2 separate regions of the Mus musculus genome follow, and region 1 is linked to region 2. Evidence: chromatin loops called from intact Hi-C (ENCODE). Cell type or tissue: left cerebral cortex. All regions are shown on one strand. Each heading gives the region's core, and the rest is flanking DNA. Links, peaks and the distances in the headings are about the cores only.

What was found. Hi-C counts contacts between places; a loop is a spot of excess contacts. Peaks named below come from ENCODE experiments on the same cell type or tissue, not always from the same donor. Only the 100,000 strongest peaks of a DNase experiment are listed, where the experiment ranks them.
Region 1: it touches region 2 in a loop (2.0-fold over the local background); 8 of 42 quality-filtered maps call a loop at or near these places.

What each region holds. Positions count from the first base shown.
Region 1 is chr11:33,930,435-33,939,049 of GRCm38, forward strand. It overlaps Gm36395 (a long non-coding RNA gene), which reads left to right and starts at 1,694. Exons shown (of 2, transcript XR_381158.3): 1 at 1,694-3,900; 2 at 7,373-7,521. It also overlaps a transcript of Kcnip1 not described here. In left cerebral cortex, for the core only: a CTCF peak has its summit at 4,038 (motif pointing right); a DNase peak (open chromatin) is centred at 2,378.
Region 2 is chr11:33,998,610-34,007,224 of GRCm38, forward strand. The region is part of intron 4 of 4930469K13Rik (RIKEN cDNA 4930469K13 gene); the gene reads right to left. Among named protein-coding and RNA genes, the nearest start is that of Gm51857, 20 kb to the left of the region's middle. In left cerebral cortex, for the core only: a CTCF peak has its summit at 3,819 (motif pointing right); a DNase peak (open chromatin) is centred at 3,827.

The DNA of each region.
Region 1 (8,615 bases), core at 199-8,198, 68 kb before region 2:
AGAGAGAGAGAGAGAGAGAGAGAGAGAGAGAGGGAGGGAGAGGGAGAGAGAGAGAGAGCGAGCCAGCTGAGTGTTCTCCATGTTAAATGTGGAGGGCTGGCTCTTCCTAAAGGGTTTCCACAGCATCTGGGATAAAACAGAGAAGATGAAAAGCTGCTTTGACAGGGACAGCATCTGTCCCTAGGCTCCCAGGATTCTTAGCCGGGAAGGACAAGTCTCCTCCAGGATCTTTCTAAGTAGGGATTGGAGGAGGATGCAGCTAATTTAGGCCTCTTGCCTGGTCCTGGCCTTATGGTGTCTCATGTAGTTGACTATGGCCCAGCCTGCTCAAGTTAGAAAGGCAGCCCTATTACTGAGATCCTAGCTCACGGGGGTAGAGGGCACGTCATCAGGGAGAGGCCGATAGCAAACATCGAAGCCAGACACAAGCTGGTGCACCATAGAGAAATGACACTGGGGACCTGGACAGAGGGCCTCAAGTTCATACCAAGTGGTAGGAGGGCCCTTTACAGAGACAACTTAAGCTTGGAATCACCAAACAGAAAGATACAGCTTTGCCTCCAGGGAGACCATAGCAGGGTTATACTCTGGGTAGTTTGGGGATGTTGTCAGCCGTGGCAACAGGACGTAGTAGGTAAGTAAGCGGAGCTACTTTAGCATCTCTGAGGATCACTGCTAAATGTCGCCATCGATACGTTAGTCTCCATGACTAGCAAATATCCTCAGTCAGTGACTTTGTGTCTGAGAATCAATGATGGACATTAGTTAAGAAAATACAGTAAATACAAAAATAGGCACACGTTAGTGAGAGCGCCTCCTTCCCAGATTTCCTGAAGCTGCTCATTTGGCAGGCAGAAGGACAACAGAAAGCACACATGGCTTGCCCACTACCACCAGTATCTGCTCAGGAAGAAAGGGCAAAGATGATATCAGGTGAAAGACCACATCACGTTTTGGTAAAGAAAGAATATTTACACGCCGCAACCATAGGCAGAGATGCAGTGTGTCATTCAAAAGTATTTTCTGAGCACCTGCTAGGTAGCCAGAAGCCCTAATCAGAGATTCACCTCATTTCTACTCCCTACCTGTCAACCACACACACACAAGTCAGAGCCACAGTGAGTTCTATTTCAAGGACGCACACCACACTCTCAGTTCAAGGGTTCAAGTACACTGTGATAGGAAATTATAAATAATGATCTCTCTCTGTCTCTATCTGTTGGTCTGTCTGTCTTTCTCTTTCTCTCTCCCTGCTTCTCCCTTCGTCTACCATCCCTCTTCTCTCTCTTAAACACACACACACACATGCGTGTTCATACATCACATATGCACACATTCTAGTCCTCTGTCTCTCTCTCTCTCTCTTTAACAGGTTTTCCTCTTCTAGGAAAGTCCAAAAAAGTTTAAAATCTGTTTGGACTTCAATCCTGCAGGCATAGAAACGGAAGTCAAAGCAACAGCAGCACTTTGGTAATTCTGAATGGGGGGCAGGACTGAGATGGGGTGGAGAGATCACAGAGCTGGGGGCGGGGCTGAGATGGGGTGGTGAGATCACAGAGCTGGGGGCGGGGCTGAGATGGGGTGGAGAAAACACAGAGCTGGGGGCGGGGCTGAGATGGGGTGGTGAGATCACAGAGCTGGGGGGCGGGGCTGAGATGGGGTAGTGAGATCACAGAGCTGGGGGCGGGGCTGAGATGGGGTAGTGAGATCACAGAGCTGGGGGCGGGGCTGAGATGGGGTGGAGAGATCACAGAGCTGCCCTCCACCCCTGCTCTGTTTCTTTGCCAGCATCACCCTTGATTTACCGGTGTCTTCGCCTATGTGATTACAGCAGGACTAACTGAGCAATGTTTTCTGGCTTTTCAACAGCTCTTAGGTTAACTTGCATCTTCCACGAGATCTGGCAACATTGCCAGAGTCATTATTAACCCCATCTTACAAATATTCTGAAGCTCAGATAAGCCAAGGGTCACATGCCGGGAGACAGAGACATGGACAAGCAGTCGGGAGTTGAAGCCACCTCGTCTGCCTGACTTTAGGATCCTGTCTATAATGGCACAGCTGCATCGTAAGCGCTGTGACATTTTAATTGCACATAGCTATGTTTAGAAAGGTTTCATAATGAGAGGAAATGACCCCATTGAGAGACAAGGCAAGGCATGATCAGGCTGAAGTGGCCGTTGCAGCCCTGCCTTCTGTTCCCATCCAGTCCAGGCAGGTGCAGGTCTGCAGGAGAGTAGGGAGCCATGGTCTTCGCTAAGCAATCTGGGAGTCTAGGAACATTAGCATTAAACCATGCCGTATTCTGAGGAACGGGAAGAGGGTTTTGTGCTTTTCTACTCCGAGATGAGTCATTTCTTTGTCGAGTGTATCCACACGGTATGCTGCCAAATGTTATATTGAGGTTTCTATTGCTGTAATAAAACACCACAGCTGAAAGAAACTTGGTGAGGACAGAATGTGTCCCCTCATAGCCCATCCCTGAGAGACGCCAAGGCAGAGAGACTCAAGCCAGGCAGGAACCTGGAGTCAGGAGTCAACTCACAGGCCACGGAAGAGTGCTGCTTCCTGGCTCACTTTCTACGGTTTGCTCGGTTTGAGTTCTTATATAACCCAGAACCATCTGCCCAAGGTGGCCCCACCCTCGGTGGGACGGGCTTTCCCCACCTCCATCTTTAGTCATGAAAATGCCCCCACAGACTTGCCAAGATGGTCAGAGCTTGTGTCAAGTTGATCCAAACTAATTAACACACTGACCTACTAGTTATCTGTTTGATTCAAACTAATCAGCACACTGACCTACTAGTTATCTGTTTGATCCGAATTAATCAGCACACTGGCCTACTAGTTAGCTGTCTTCATCTTGCTTTCAGATATCTTGTTCTGGTATGGCTTGTTAAGTAACCCTTACTCAACTAATGAATGGCCTCAGAGAAGCAACACTAGTAATTCAGACACGGTGTTTATCATCTTCTCTTTATGTGCAGAGGTGAAAATCTTTTTATTTTCTTTTATTTTTTTATGGTTTTCCAAGAAAGGGTTTCTCTGTGTAGCCTTAGCTGTCCTGGAACTCACTCTGTAGACCAGGCTGGCCTCCAGCTCAGAAATCCACCTGCCTCTGCCTCCCAAGTGCTGGGATTAAAGGCATGCGCCATCACTGCCCGGCGAAAATTCTTAATAAAAAAGGAAAAAAAATAACAATGGGTTTGCTGAGGTCTCCTATGTTATGTCATTTTTGGTAATCTCTCATTTAAGTTGAACAGTGTCACAGGCATGCGTATACAGGACCCTGCGAAGGTCTGTATTCTGTATGCTTCCTGGCAGCATCTCTTGGGAATCATTTGATGCATCCCTCAAGAACAAGGGAACGTTACTGTCAGAAAATGTCGACTGTGTTTAATGCTGCTCAGAAGAGGAAGGTAAACCTGGGTGGGCATTTGGGGCTGTGGCGTGTGTATGGGGGACAGTGTGGGGTGTTAGGACTGGAGGTGTAAAGTGTGCAAGGGTTATGGTGGTGTGGAGATCTGCACGGGTGCTGTGTAGGGTTCGTGGGTGTGGGGGGTCCATGTGTGTGGTTGTGTGGGTGCTGTGTGGACTGTGGGAACTGTGGGGTGCTGTGTGAAATGTGTGGAGCATGCAAGCATTATGGCGGTGTGGAGGGCTGTGTGGGTACTAAATGGCAGTGTGGGGTGCAGAATGAGGTGTGTGAAGGTGCTGTGTGAAGTGCATGGAATGTACAGGGGTCATAAAGGGGTAGAGGGCTGTGTGGGTGCTTGCTATGTACAGAGCTAAGGGATGTGTGGGGGTGCGACGTAAATCGGGGTGAAGGAATGTTTACCTAGGGTGATCGGGACATCTCACCAGGAAGGGGAGAGTTGGGAAGCACTAAGCCATGTTCCTGTGAGTGGATGAGCAGAAAGCATTAGAGAGGAAACAGCTCTGTAGTTCCTAAGAGAGCCAAGGGAGAAAGGATGCGGGCAGGCTGGGGCAGGCTGGGGCAGGCTAGCCCATCAGCGCTGTGCCACTAGAGGGCGCTGCGCTCTGGTTCTCCCGATTCTAGAAAGCAGCCTTGGTGCTGGGAAGTATTTCCATTTGTCTGTTCTTTCTTTTCTCACGCTAGATCTGTCATCTACTCGAAACAATAGTTCAGAAATCAAATTTCTAAATCAAAGTGTTTGAACACTTGAGCAGTAGGCTCCCACCCCAGCGCTGGCCTTCGCTCCCTAGATGCTCACTAGATCAATCTTTCCCCAACCTGCCCTCCACAAACTGACTTGGCACTCTAGGGCGCCTTTATTTTCCCTAAAGCTGTCTCCCATCCTTTTTCTTCTGCTGCCCCCCTGGACAGAGTCTACTTGCTTAGCCAACTCATGTGTAACCCCAGAAAGCTAACAACGGAAAGACGAATCTGGCTGGCAGGGCTGGGTCTAGTAAACTGCACGCGGTGGTTGGTTAGAGGCTAGCCATTCCTAGGCCCGTTTCCCCTGTCATAACTCACCTCAGCCATTTGTCCTTTCCTGTACATCTTGCCCAAGTTCATCCAATAAGCATAACCCAGTGTCTCCCATGGACCAACTCTCAACTAAGGACAAGGCCCCCCAGGGGGGAGAGATGGGTTCTGACACTCAGACACTACTATTCTCCCTAAGACCCACCTGCCATGGAGCTTATCCTGGCTATTCAGAGCGCCTGTAAGCTCCTCTGATACCTGGCGTTTGATACTTGGTATTTGTTAACTGACACTGCCATCAGATATTATTTATTTATTTTTAATAATCCATATTTCTTCTGTCTCCCTTGGCTGAAGTTGGGAGAAACCAGGGATTGATTACATGTTAGGTCAGTTTTTAAAGCTCTCCGTGCTCTAGAAGTCATCTGGAACACAGTAATTGCTTATTGGGTAGTCCTGAGTGTTGGCTTCTTAAGAACCTGATTGTCACCTCAGCTTATAAAAGATTGATGGAGTCTGAATTCCTTAACCCATACGTGGGGGCTTTCCTTTAGGCCTCCTCTAGAACACCTCCTTCTGGAAGCCTTCCAGGAGTGCTGATCTTAAGCTGAGGCAGAGTCACCACCCTGCACAGACACAAAGATACACCCACAAAGGGGGGGGGGGTGAAGGGGGGAGGAGAGGGGGAGGGAAAGAAAACATACACTGACTCCTCCTAGGCTATCTGCCCTGTGACTGAGAACCTGGTCTCTGAAGTCCCAAAGCCTGGGCTTGAATAGAGGCTGTATGGCTGTTTCCCTTCCCCCTTGCACCTCGCTTTCCTACCATGTGAAATGGGCTTCATAGTTTAGCCCCAGGGAGGAGGTAAGAAGTGTAGGGAAACAGCAGGCCTGTGGGGAGCAGAAAGAGCTCACTGCCACCTTCTTCTTGGCCATTTGTCACATCTTGGTGCTTCCCCAGGGCTCTGGAGTTGCCCTTGCTTCTCACAGACGCAATAGGCTCCTCCATTATCTGTGACCAAAGGCATGAGTCTCTTTGGAGGGCCGTGACCATCACATTGGCTCTGAGGGAAAACCTGGCAGACCCAGATGTGGTTCCTGATGGCAACAGTGCGGTGGATAACACACTTGCCAAGCAAGCAAGGGAACCAAAGCTTGATCCCTAGCACCCTCATAAAACTCGGCAAACATGGTTTGCCAATGATGGCAGCACTTGAGAAGTTACAGAGAGTCCTACAGCTGAGTTGGTGGGCTCAGGGTTCAGCTAGAGACCCTGCTTCAGCAAATAAGGTGGCGAGTGACTAAGGAAGACTCCCCTCAAAGCCAACTTACAGCCTCTATACCCGTGTATATAAGAACACACAGGAACAACACACATACACACTCAGTGGAAAAAGGCATAACTGGGAAGTGACATCTGCCCACAGTGGGTCCTGTATCACTTGTGTGCTGGGCAACACTTAGCCAACCCCAAACCCACTGGCACATGCCCCGGGCACCATTAGCCTCTCCCTGCTCATCGTGGTCTGGATATGCCGTAGCTTCCCATTATAATTGAATTTCCCTTCCTCCCAAACCAGAGCACTTTGCCCATGAGATGTGGGACACTGTTGGCATTTATAGCAGCCTTATTAATCCAGCCCTGACCCTTGAGCTTCAAGCTCAGCCTGGGGAAACGGCTGCAGTGTCTCTCCACTGGGCCTATTAAAATGCTGGGTTTTTAATTGGCCCAGAGAGATGAGCTAAAAAAGAAAGAAAGAAAAAAAATAGCCAGCTTTCCCATCACTTTTCAGGGTGTAAGTATGACATACAAGTACCCCTGTGTGGTGCCCATAGTCACCTTGAGAAGGACCCTGGTCACCATACACTGAGCCGGTTGGCAAAGCAGGGACACTGGTGGGAGCTTGTGGACCTCTCATGTATTTGAACTCTCTGTGGCTACTCTGGAACATAGGACAAATTCTTTAAAACCAGCAGATAGTTAAATACAGATATTGGCAAAACTGGCTTTTAAAACTTGATGCACAAGGCCCTGGTCTCCATCCCCAGCACACGTACACAGAAGAGGTAGGGGGAGAGGAGAAGAGGAGAGAAGAAGAAAGGGCTCAAATGGAGGAAGGAAAGAAAGAAGTTGGACATACAGGGCTAGCAAAGCTTTGTCTCTGTCCCCCTTGCACTGGAGTGAGTCTGATGCCCCAGTTACTACTCAAAGTGCTTTCTGAATATGCCCTGAAGCCTCCTCAGTCCAGAGGAGGATATATTATTTTTTCCACTTTCAGGTGGAATTATTAAGGCACAATAAAAGGGCATTTTAATCCGTCACCATTCCCTCAGCTCCGCGACTAACACTCTTTTTAAAGACCCCAAAGGGCAAAGTGAAAGGATCCTAGCAGGGATGCCAGCCCCTCCCCTGTATGCCCATCACATAGAGCCTGGCAGGCTGGTCAGTAGCACAGTGAGGAGGGAACATGGGTTGGTCCTGTCACCTGAGCTCATGCCTGGAACTTGTCCCCTGCCAGCTTGCTCCTAGGTTCTTTCCCCTGAGTGATGGGGGCTGAGCAGCCCAAGGCCTGGGATGAGCATTGCGAGGTCTCAAGGCCCCAGACAGCAGGGCCTAGGGAGTGAGTCTCCACCTGAATCTGAGTGTACCTACAACCAAGCCCTGGCTAACCAAGGTGTGAGTGCTGGTGCATCCAAGTGTGATACTGCCAGTCTAGGAGATGCAGTGGTGGCCAGGGTGGCTCAGGTTACAACGCAGATCCTCCTCTTACTGCCCATGCGACCTTGACTGCCTCAGTAACCAGGTTGAGATGGAACGGGTGAAGATTGCTGGGTGCCTCAAACAGTGTCTTCTGCCATGTTCCTCTTGTTTCCGCAGCTTGGAAGGTCCACCCACTCCAGTAATCTCTCTTTCCACCCACAGGGCCTGCAGCCTGTGACCAGAGGAGATGCCGTAGGCCCCTGAGTGAAAACACTCCTAACTGCAAATGCTCAAGGCGCATGTGTTGCTGGTGGCCTCCGGAGCTTAGGTGTTCCAGTAATGAGCCATTACAGGGCATGTAGACTGCTGCCCGTCTGGACTGTACCTCGCCTTCTTTTTATCACCCACACAGAGACCCAGAACCCACAGAATCTTTCCACTTCTTTTATCTTGCCCTTTTTCTTCGATTTTCAGTGGAGACCCTTTGACAAGGGTTGCAGGGACAGGAAGGCATTGTGCAAAACCAGAAGGCATTTAAAATATTTTTTGTTTCCAAAAAAGCCAACCAAATAGAATGAAACAAAACTATCTGCAATGCCGGGCAGTGGTGGCTAACGCCTTTCATCCCAACATTCGGGAGGCAGAGGCAGGTGGATTTCTGAGTTTGAGGCCAGCCTGGTCTACAAAGTGAGTTCCAGGACAGCCAGGGCTACACAGAGAAACCCTGTCTTGAAAACCAAAAACAAAACAAAACAAAACAAAAACAAAAAACAAAAAACAAAACAACTATCTGAAAAATTTTCCCTATAATGCTCTCTGCAGGCCGAGAGGGAAAGAAGGCCTTCACTGGGTGGGCAACCACTTGCTTTTTGTCTGGCTGCTATGAAGGGTGTATGTGTGTGTTGGGGGGTGGGGGGGAGAGAGTGACTTCAGAACATTAATGTGGTTCTGACAGGTGTTTTCTACCTGTTCTGTGTGGGTTGCTGAATAAGTCTGTTTATACTCTCAAAAATCCAGGCTACTTGACTCCTGGGGAATTATTTGACAAAGAGCATATACTCAGTAGGTGTTTGGAGGGGGAAGGGGGAGGGAAGCAGATTACAGGCTAAATTGTAGAGATTCCCTAAGGGTTAATAAACAGCTCCTACACCACACAGCCCTGCTCTAAGCCAGGCCTCAGGGGTAGGGAACTTCCATAAGCCACTCACAGCCCTTTCTCCAGCCTTCCTTCATAAGCTCTGCCCTTCCCCCTCTCCACTCTTCCTCTGGTTGATGGCCTCTGCTGGGATTTCAAGTTGACTTCATTTAACCAGGTAACATCAGCAGCTGCTGGTGCCCTTTTGTTCTTTAGAGTATCTGCTCTGTCCGTAGTCGGTCCCTGGGTTTATGTGCAGTCAGAAGCGCTTTCTCTTCCTGTACCACGGAGGAGGATAAGATCTGTGGCGCAGCAGCTCAGCAAATGAGG
Region 2 (8,615 bases), core at 100-8,099:
CCTAGATGCCCCACACTGCTCTGAATGGCGTGGTCTATACAACCTCTTCCTTCCCTTCCACATTTGCATCCTATTCTAGGAATAGAGTGTCAGTGGTTGTTCACTGTGCAGTGGAAAAGGAAGCGCTGGTATAAAGTATAACTGGAATGCCAAAGGCTAACAACTTGGGTGCTGGCTGGTCCTGGCTCTAACCTACACCCAGCACGATGGGGTAGGCTAATTTCCCATCTGCTTTCTATAGCCACTGGATGTATAGTAAGCCCCACAAACACAGGCTCCAAATTCCTGGATAGAGTTTGATTCTGGATGCTTCTTCACTCTTTCCCAGATATCAATGCATCCTGTGCCCGGGGCACTTAGGAACTTGCTCTTTTACAATGGCCCAGCTGTTTTCTCGCCTGTTCTGTATCTTAACACCCACAGCAGCCCACCACTGCTTCGAGGACACAACACCAGTAGTCTGTCCCCTCTTCATTTTTCTTTCTAACTCAGCTAGCCCACACCAGCTCCTGATACACCCACTTCCTCAGAATCCCTCTGACACATCTATTTCTCCATGGCTTCATGTGCACTGAACAACCATCTCAAAGGACAGCCCACATTCTGCTCAGTGGATTGATCAGTGGCCTCCAAAAGATGGTGTGCATGCGTGTCCTGGAACCTGGGCAAGTGGAGGCTTACTGGGAAGAGGGTGTTTGCAAGTAAACACAAATGAAGCAGCTTGGAAAGAGACCATCTGTGAGTAGCCAAGTAGTTCCTAAATCCAGTGCTACGGGTTCTAATGACTGACAGGAAAAGAGGAAGGTATGGACCACCAGGCAGAGATGGAAATGATGTGGCCAGGATCCAGAGATATCAGGTCCACCAGCAGGAAAGATTTTCCTGTATTTTCTAGAGATTTTGAACATCTATCCTTCGGGATTGTGTGTGTGTGTGTGTGTGTGTGTGTGTGTGTGTGAGAGAGAGAGAGAGAGAGAGAGAGAGAGAGAGAGAGAGAGAGAGAGAGAGAGAGAGAGAGAAACTTGTCATGTGAGACCAGTTCGTTTGGAATAATTCATTACAGCAGCCGTGAGAAACTAATGCAGCCCATTTAAAGCCAAATCATGGCAGGAATTCAGAAAAGTGTGAATTCTGGGAGTCACACGAGTGGTGACCTGCTCCATCTGACATCCCAGTCACCTGGAGACTATACGAGACACTGTCTCCTGGGCCTGCTCTGAGTGTCTAGCATTGGCTCTGAAATCTGAATGTTAATAACTCCTTCAGCCAATTCTAAGCTGGGGAGTTCTAGTCTCTGTGGGTGGAATCCCCTGCACCTGGCTCAGGCTGAGGGCAGAAGAGATGGCAGGTTTAAGTGGATGGATGAATGGCATTTGCAACCACACAACTCATTTAGCAGCCAGAGGGTGGCTGCTCCCCATGCCCACAGCTTCCAGCTCCCAGGTAATGCTCTACCTAATAGATCTGCCATGGCTGGTGAGTACCAGCTTCCCCCAGATGTCCAGCCATCAGGAAGACCACTCTGGGAGCAACTGATGGGCTTTCCAGATGGAGATGAGTGTCCCAGAGCATACACTCCTCCCTCGGTGCTGATGGGAACTGATGGGGACCAAAATCTATGTATGTTCAAGTCCTGTAAGATGGCATAATCCCCACATAGAACCTTCTTCCTACTCTTAATTGTCCCTAGATCCCCTATGATAGCTACTCCTCTGTAAACATTATGCAAATGTGTTGGTCAGAAAACAATGTTAAGAAAAAGTCTGTATACTTTCAGGAGAGATATGTCTAAGTTCTTTTGTTAGTTTTTTTCTCCCACTTATTTGTTGAGTGGTGAACACATGGTCAACTTTCAGGATGTTGGTCTCTCCTTCTACCATGTGGGTTCTGGGGATCAAACTTGGGTCCTCGTCTTGGTGGCAAGTGCCTTTACCCACTGGACCATTTCACCAGTACTAATTGTTGTTGTTGTTGCTGCTGCTGCTGCTGGTGGTGGTATGTGGTTTGTGGTTAACTGAATCCACAGATGCAAGATCTTGTTTAGAGCCTATTGAGAACCCATTGAGAGGGAGGGCGACTGGATTTGGTAAAGCCAGCATAATCCACCCTGTGTCCATAGATTTCTCTCAGCATCCCCAGCCTGAGTTCCAGGAGTCCCAACAGCTTAGCCTTAAACAAATTCACAGGACTGTGCTGCGAATGCTGATTACACAGTTAGAGCAACGCCAAGCGTGGATCATGATAGTCTTAGGGCCCATAAGAAGAACTTCATCAATGTGCCACTGTGCTATGGTTTGGATGTGACTTCCCAAAGTTCATATTTTGGAAATCCAGACACTGCTAATAATATTTGGAGGTGTGTGGGGCCATTGGGAAATAATTAGAACTGGATGAGGGCAAGAGAAGGCTTTGTGGGGTCATAAGTGGCTTTATAAGGAAAAAAAGGAAGGATCTGAGTTGGCACAGCTCTGTCACCATGCAGCACCCTCTGACATGGCAGTGTATAGCATGAGACCCTCAGTCCTTGCCAGACTGATGCTGGAGCCATGTTCCCGAGCTTCTCAATGTCCAGAACTACTTTTTTTTTTTTTTAAGGATGGCCGGGACTCAAGCATTTTGATACAGCACCAGGAAACAGCTGAAGACCCCATTCGTTGTCTACCTGCACACAGCTCAGCTATTCCAGTTCTTTAAGCCTTTCATTCCTTATTTTATACACAAAGGCAGAAGAAGCATGATTTGGGGGAGGAAGGGGAGATTTCCAAAAAGATGGAGAAGTGGAGACAGAGAAGGGCAGTGAGAGAGAGGGAGGGAGGAGGGAGGGAGGGAGGAGGGAGGGAGGGAGGGAGGAAGGGGGTGGGGGGAGGGAGGGAGAGAGAGAGAGAGTCACAATAACAGAATGGTTGGTAAAGGAAGGAGAGAGAGAGGAAGGGGTAGGGAGGAGGGAGGGAAGGAGGGAGGGAGAGAGAGGGAGGGAGGGAGGGAGGGAGGGAGGGAGGGAGGGAGGGAGAGAGAGAGAGAGAGAGTCACAATAAGAGAATGGTTGGTAAAGGAAGGAGCCCATACATGGTAGGGTCACATTCTCACAAAAATTAATTTAGCTCAAAACAATACAACATCTTAGCTGATTTCTGAGCTATGAAAATAATAAAAACGCAAACGTCAGCTTGTACATTGTCCTTGCCAAAAGTACTTCTCATATTTGTCTGTTTAACCACAGAATTCTGAGTCTCGACTTCCAGACAAGGAGAATGCAGCCTGAGGAGGTCAGGAGACTTGCCTCAAAGGGGCACCTTCCATGGTCTGTGCCCATACCTGTTGGACCTCTGTTGAGTCAGCAGAGAGGCATCTGTTTGCAAGAACTTCCTAATCATTAGGATATTAAGTGGCTCCAAGAATACTGAGATGGCCTCTAGGAGGTGAAACTGAGCCTGGTGTTGAAGACCCAGCTCTGTCTTGGCTCTGGACAGGATGAGGGCTGAGTAGATGCAGCAAGGGCTAGCCCAGCAGGCCACCAAATGGGGTAATGTGTGTTTGGCCTCTCAGGGGAAAGTTGGTGAGGGGGGCTAAGTCTCTCAGGGAGGTCAGAGAATAATGGCATACAGTCAGACCCCCAGGGACCTGCATGTATACAGATGGAGGTTAGAGTCATGGTCCTCAGAAGAGTGAGCATTCTAGGACAGGCTGGCTTTCTGCCCCCCCGGGACCACAGAGTAGCCATTTTGTACCAGAATCCTACAATAACTCCCCCTAACCTTCATAGCCGCTGAGGTGGCTTTGTGAGCATTTTTCTGAAATGCCCCACTTCGTCACTAGAGGGAGCCCGTGATTCCACTCCTTTCTGCTCCAGAGCTGTAGGGCTTTTGAGAGAGAAATTGGCTTTCTTTCTGACTTCTCAACGGAATTTAGGAATTTAGGGAATCATTTTGGAATCAAGCAGCAGATGCTATAATAGATGTGTCTATAAAAGGATTGCTGTTTCTAACTTATATCGTGGGTCCCTGCAATGCCCAGCCTGAGCAATAATCCCACAGTGAACTTGGATCTAGACTTTCATCACCAAATACAGTATCTAGAGGCCCCAGGGCCAGCGACAGAGACAGAAGAGGTAGAAGTAACCCCACCAGGCCAGGGCCCTATTGTAAGGATCTGTCTCTCTGGAAGGCGGAGGGAAAAGCTATGGAAAAGCAGGATTTATTGAACATCTCAGGTTTTCCTGGTCACTCAACCCTCAATGGCAATAAACCCACCATCCATCAAGGAGGCAGAATGTAGCTTGATGAGAGCTATGGGTTCTGGATGCAGACAATTTTGCTTCCAAACTACACAGAACTGCCGTGAGTCCAGGAACTTCGTCTACCCCCAGTACCACAAAACCCCCAATGCTTAGAATAGAGCCTGGCACCGGAGAACATTAAATATTTTATGAAAAAGCCAAAGGCTCCAATCTCCAGTGCCTTTTAACCTTGGACTAGTTACTTTGTGTCTTGTTCTGTTCTTTCTGTCTGAAAAGGAACAAAGGGTACTAGGCAGAGTGGTACAGGACAAGGAAAAACACAGCTGGGTTCGCTCGGAGTCACTGGCTGGGTAGGCTTCAGTCCCAAATACTGATCTAAGTTTCAGTTTAGGCGTGTGTGTCTGAGGTCACAGGTAATCCTTCTAGGGAGAAGAGTCTATCATCTTTTTTTCACAGGTAAGGAAACAGGACATGTGAGGCTGAGCAATGTATTCAATTTTTCCTTGCTAGTAAGTGGTGATGGATCAAGATTTAAGACTAGGCAAGAGGACTCTGGTTGTGTTACTATGTTTAGAAATGGCTCCCACAGAGCCCTTTTGGATACTATATCCCATAATTGACAGAGCTTGTTTTCTGGTTGTCTTGTGAAGATTTCCTGCCAATCATTTCTGTACTTGCCACTCACTGCCGATGCCCGCCAGCACAGGCACCTGGTCCACTGGACAACTGCAGATGCCAGCATCACACCAGCCCACAGGATATGCAGATGCTGATTGTCATGGGTCTGAGACTTTGGGGTCTGCGTCTCTATGAACTATGATACATCCTAACATACATTTTCCTGGGATAAAATGTCACATTGAGACTTATCCAACTTATGTAATGTTCAAATCAAATGATAGCCTGTCACTAGAATTCATTTTTTTCCTTGTGATAAGGATATCCAACAGCCCCTCTTTTAGCTCTTTTTGTTATTACTGTTTCTTTATGGTTTTCTAAGACAAGATTTCTCGTGTAACTTTGGCTGTCCTGGAACTAGCTCTGTAGAGTAGCCTGTCCTTGAACTCATAGAGTTCTACCTGCCTCTGCCTCCTGAGTGCTGGGATTAAAGCTGTGTACTACCATTGCCCTGCTAGCTGTTTTGAATTATGCACATTACCATTAACCCTTGCCATCCCACTGGGCAATAGAACATAGGGAAACGTTCCTCTTAGCCAGTTTTGAGCAGCTTCTCCTTTCTATCCTCGGCCTGTGACACCCACCATTCTGCCTTTAACCACTAGACCACTTTAGGATTCCACTTGTGAGAAGGCTGAGCCAGTATTTGTCTTCCCAGGGTTGGCTTATTTCACTTAGTGTGCTGTCCTGTCTTCCATCTTTATCGCAGGGCTGCCATCCTTTCTGTGGATAATGGAGACCCATACCTTTCACAAGCATTTGGATAATTCTAATGCAAGTGCTCATCCCATTTCAGAAGTTAATTCCCCATCCCCTCCCCCAAGACAGACACCTTCCCTAAAGCAACGTAGAAGCGCATCACAGGCTTTCAAGATCCTCTGCCTAAGACTGACTCCACTCCCTCCCCCAGCCTTCAGGTGCCATCCCTGAGGCCTGCCCTCCAAGGACAGTGCTGAGCCGGCACTGAGGCAGCCACCCAACTCTGCAGAGAACATTACACCCGGAAAAGGGAAAGAGTGGAGAACACAAGCTCCTCCTCCTGCCTCGTTTCTCCATCTCACTCCGCTTCCACTGGGGGGAAAAAAAGGAAAATTGCTAAGTAATTGCTCCTTGACAACCCCTGCTGGTCCACAGTGGTTTGTGTTTTTGTTAGAATTATAATGAGGAATCGATGCATTGGGAATCCATGGGAGGCACAGACCCTTCGTGTCTTACCCTGTCTTAACGGTACTCTGAGAATGATGCTCAAATGTGATTTAGGTAAGGGTGCCCTAAGTCTCAAAGTCATGAGTCACCGAGTGAGGTGGAGAGAGCAGCCCTGACCTACATGGCTGCACAGTGGCCATGTGCCACAGCCAAACTGTACTCTTTCTCAGTAGACTCCTATCCTACCCACGCTTACAGGTCAGTTTTCATTTATTTCTATTTTTTTGCAGATGAGGAAGGTCTTCCCAGCATGAAGAGAGAGATTGACTTTCTACAGTCACGCAGTGGCTGAGTGACAGGGAGGGGACGGAGGCCCTGTGCAGCCAAGACAGTCAGTGTTTTAGAATGAAATGTTGCTCCCTTTCCCAGGAAACGGGAGTCGTGATTCCAGATCCTTGGAGATTCCTGATAGTATGGGTAGTCCTCGCCCCTTTATCAGGAAGGTGCCCTAGCCAGCCCTGGGTTTGGCTTCTCTCTTAAGAGTCTAGGATCCACAGGTCAAGGCAGGCCCCTAGTGGGACAGAGGGAGGAGAAGACCCTGCAGAACCAACCAGCTAGGGCATTTTTCATTGTTAATATTTTAAATAATTTTGGTTAGCATACAGAGAAATGTCACTGAAACATTTTAATAACACAGATGTCACCCTTTGCCGCTATCCAGACTCCCACTGATCCCACTGTATCTCCCCTTATATTGATCTCCCTCCTCCCTCCAAGCAGTTCCTCCTCCTTTTTTGTAACCATTCATAGGAAAATGGGTAGAACTAGAGATTAGTCAGATTCAAAATCCAAATTCACAGACCCCCCCCCACACACACACACACAGGAGGAGGGGGGTGATCTTTAATTTTTTGTTCTGGCAAGCCTGGAACTTACTATATAGACCAGGCTGGCCCAGAAGTCATAGAAATCTGCTTGCCTGCCCCTGTCTTGTAAGAGCTGGGACTAAAGTAGTACACCACCATGCTTGGACACACACACACACACACACACACACACACACACAGAGTCACACTTAAACACAATTACACTTGCACACACCTGCACTCGAAAACATGCACATATACAAGCACATACATGCGCACTCCCTCATGCACTTGAGACATGGAAAGGAGAGCATGAGAGAAAAGCAGGGATCTAAGGAAGGAAGAGGTGAAGATGTTGGAATACACATGCCACAGCCTGTTGCTTCTTCTGGACTGATAATGCTCCCTTCTTCACCCACCTTACCACCGCTGATACAGCATTGCCTCCGCCTTTGAGACACAAACATGAGGCCTTAGAGACAAAGCAACCTTGCTTAAGATCCTTCAGTCACCTAGTGACTGGCTCTGTAGAGGGGCGATGCCTGTTGCAGCCCCTTCTTTGGCCAGGGCCAAGCTATTTTTATCTTTGATGTAGATCTGGGTTCCCAGATGGCAGGGGCTGGGACAAAGACTGTGTGGTTCTTAAACTCCTGTGCACCCAGATGCTGCTGGAACCCGGAAGAGTTGAGGACAGTGGCTCCTATCCTGCTGTGCACCCAGACTGCTTGCTGGAGACTGTGAGGAGCTGGAAATGGGAGCCCTCAGGCCTGCAATGAGCCTGGGGCAGGGAGGATCTGGCTTAGCTCTGAGTGAGTGCCAAAAGGCTGCAGATCTGTATGATGAAGGCCCCCGACATCCCTACCCCCTACCTCCGAAGTGGTTCTTGATAAAGGAGATAGCCCTTGCTTGTCCAAACTTCTTTATTCATGACAGATGAGGATGCATAAGACTTACTCAGGGTGAACCAGAGATTAAATACCATTTGCAGGAAGGGATGGCTAGTGTTTGACTAAACACTCAGGGCATGTAGATACTCATTAACAAGAAAACTCTAAGCTCTATACTATGTGACTGGTTGTCATGGTCCCCTTAGTGGGGTGTCGTGGTCAATGTGCTCCAGGACAGGAATCTGATCGGGAGCTAGTCTGAACTCCTGTTCTTCTCAGCTATAAGTTTAATCGGGTTCTGAACTTGCTACTACCTTCCCAGTTCTTCTGTCTACTGGGATGGTCCACTGCCTCACATCAATATTCTTGACAATTTATACTACAGAACGATGAGTGGCACAGTCATTTCCCACTTTCCAGATGGGAAAACTGAGGCTCAGAGAGATTTAGGCAACCTGGTTGAGATTCACAGGCAAAAGTCAGATCCAGGTACCAGGATATAATTCCAACATTCATCTCCAGCTCTGACCTGCCACGCAGTAGGACAGTCTCTGCTCAAGCAAGGGGACCCGGGAAACTGGGGGACATGAGGAACCCCTGACAGATTAAGCCATGACTTGACTGTGCATCGTTTTGGCAACTGCCCTTCCTGTGAGCCTGCACCCCAGAGAAATACAGGAGGCACAGAGCACCCAGTGGATTGGGAGCAAAAGCCTGGTTCTTAGGGGACCTCCCCTGGTCTTTGGGGAGAGGGCGCTTTTATTCCTGATAAGCAAAGAAAAATCCCTTATAACTTATAAC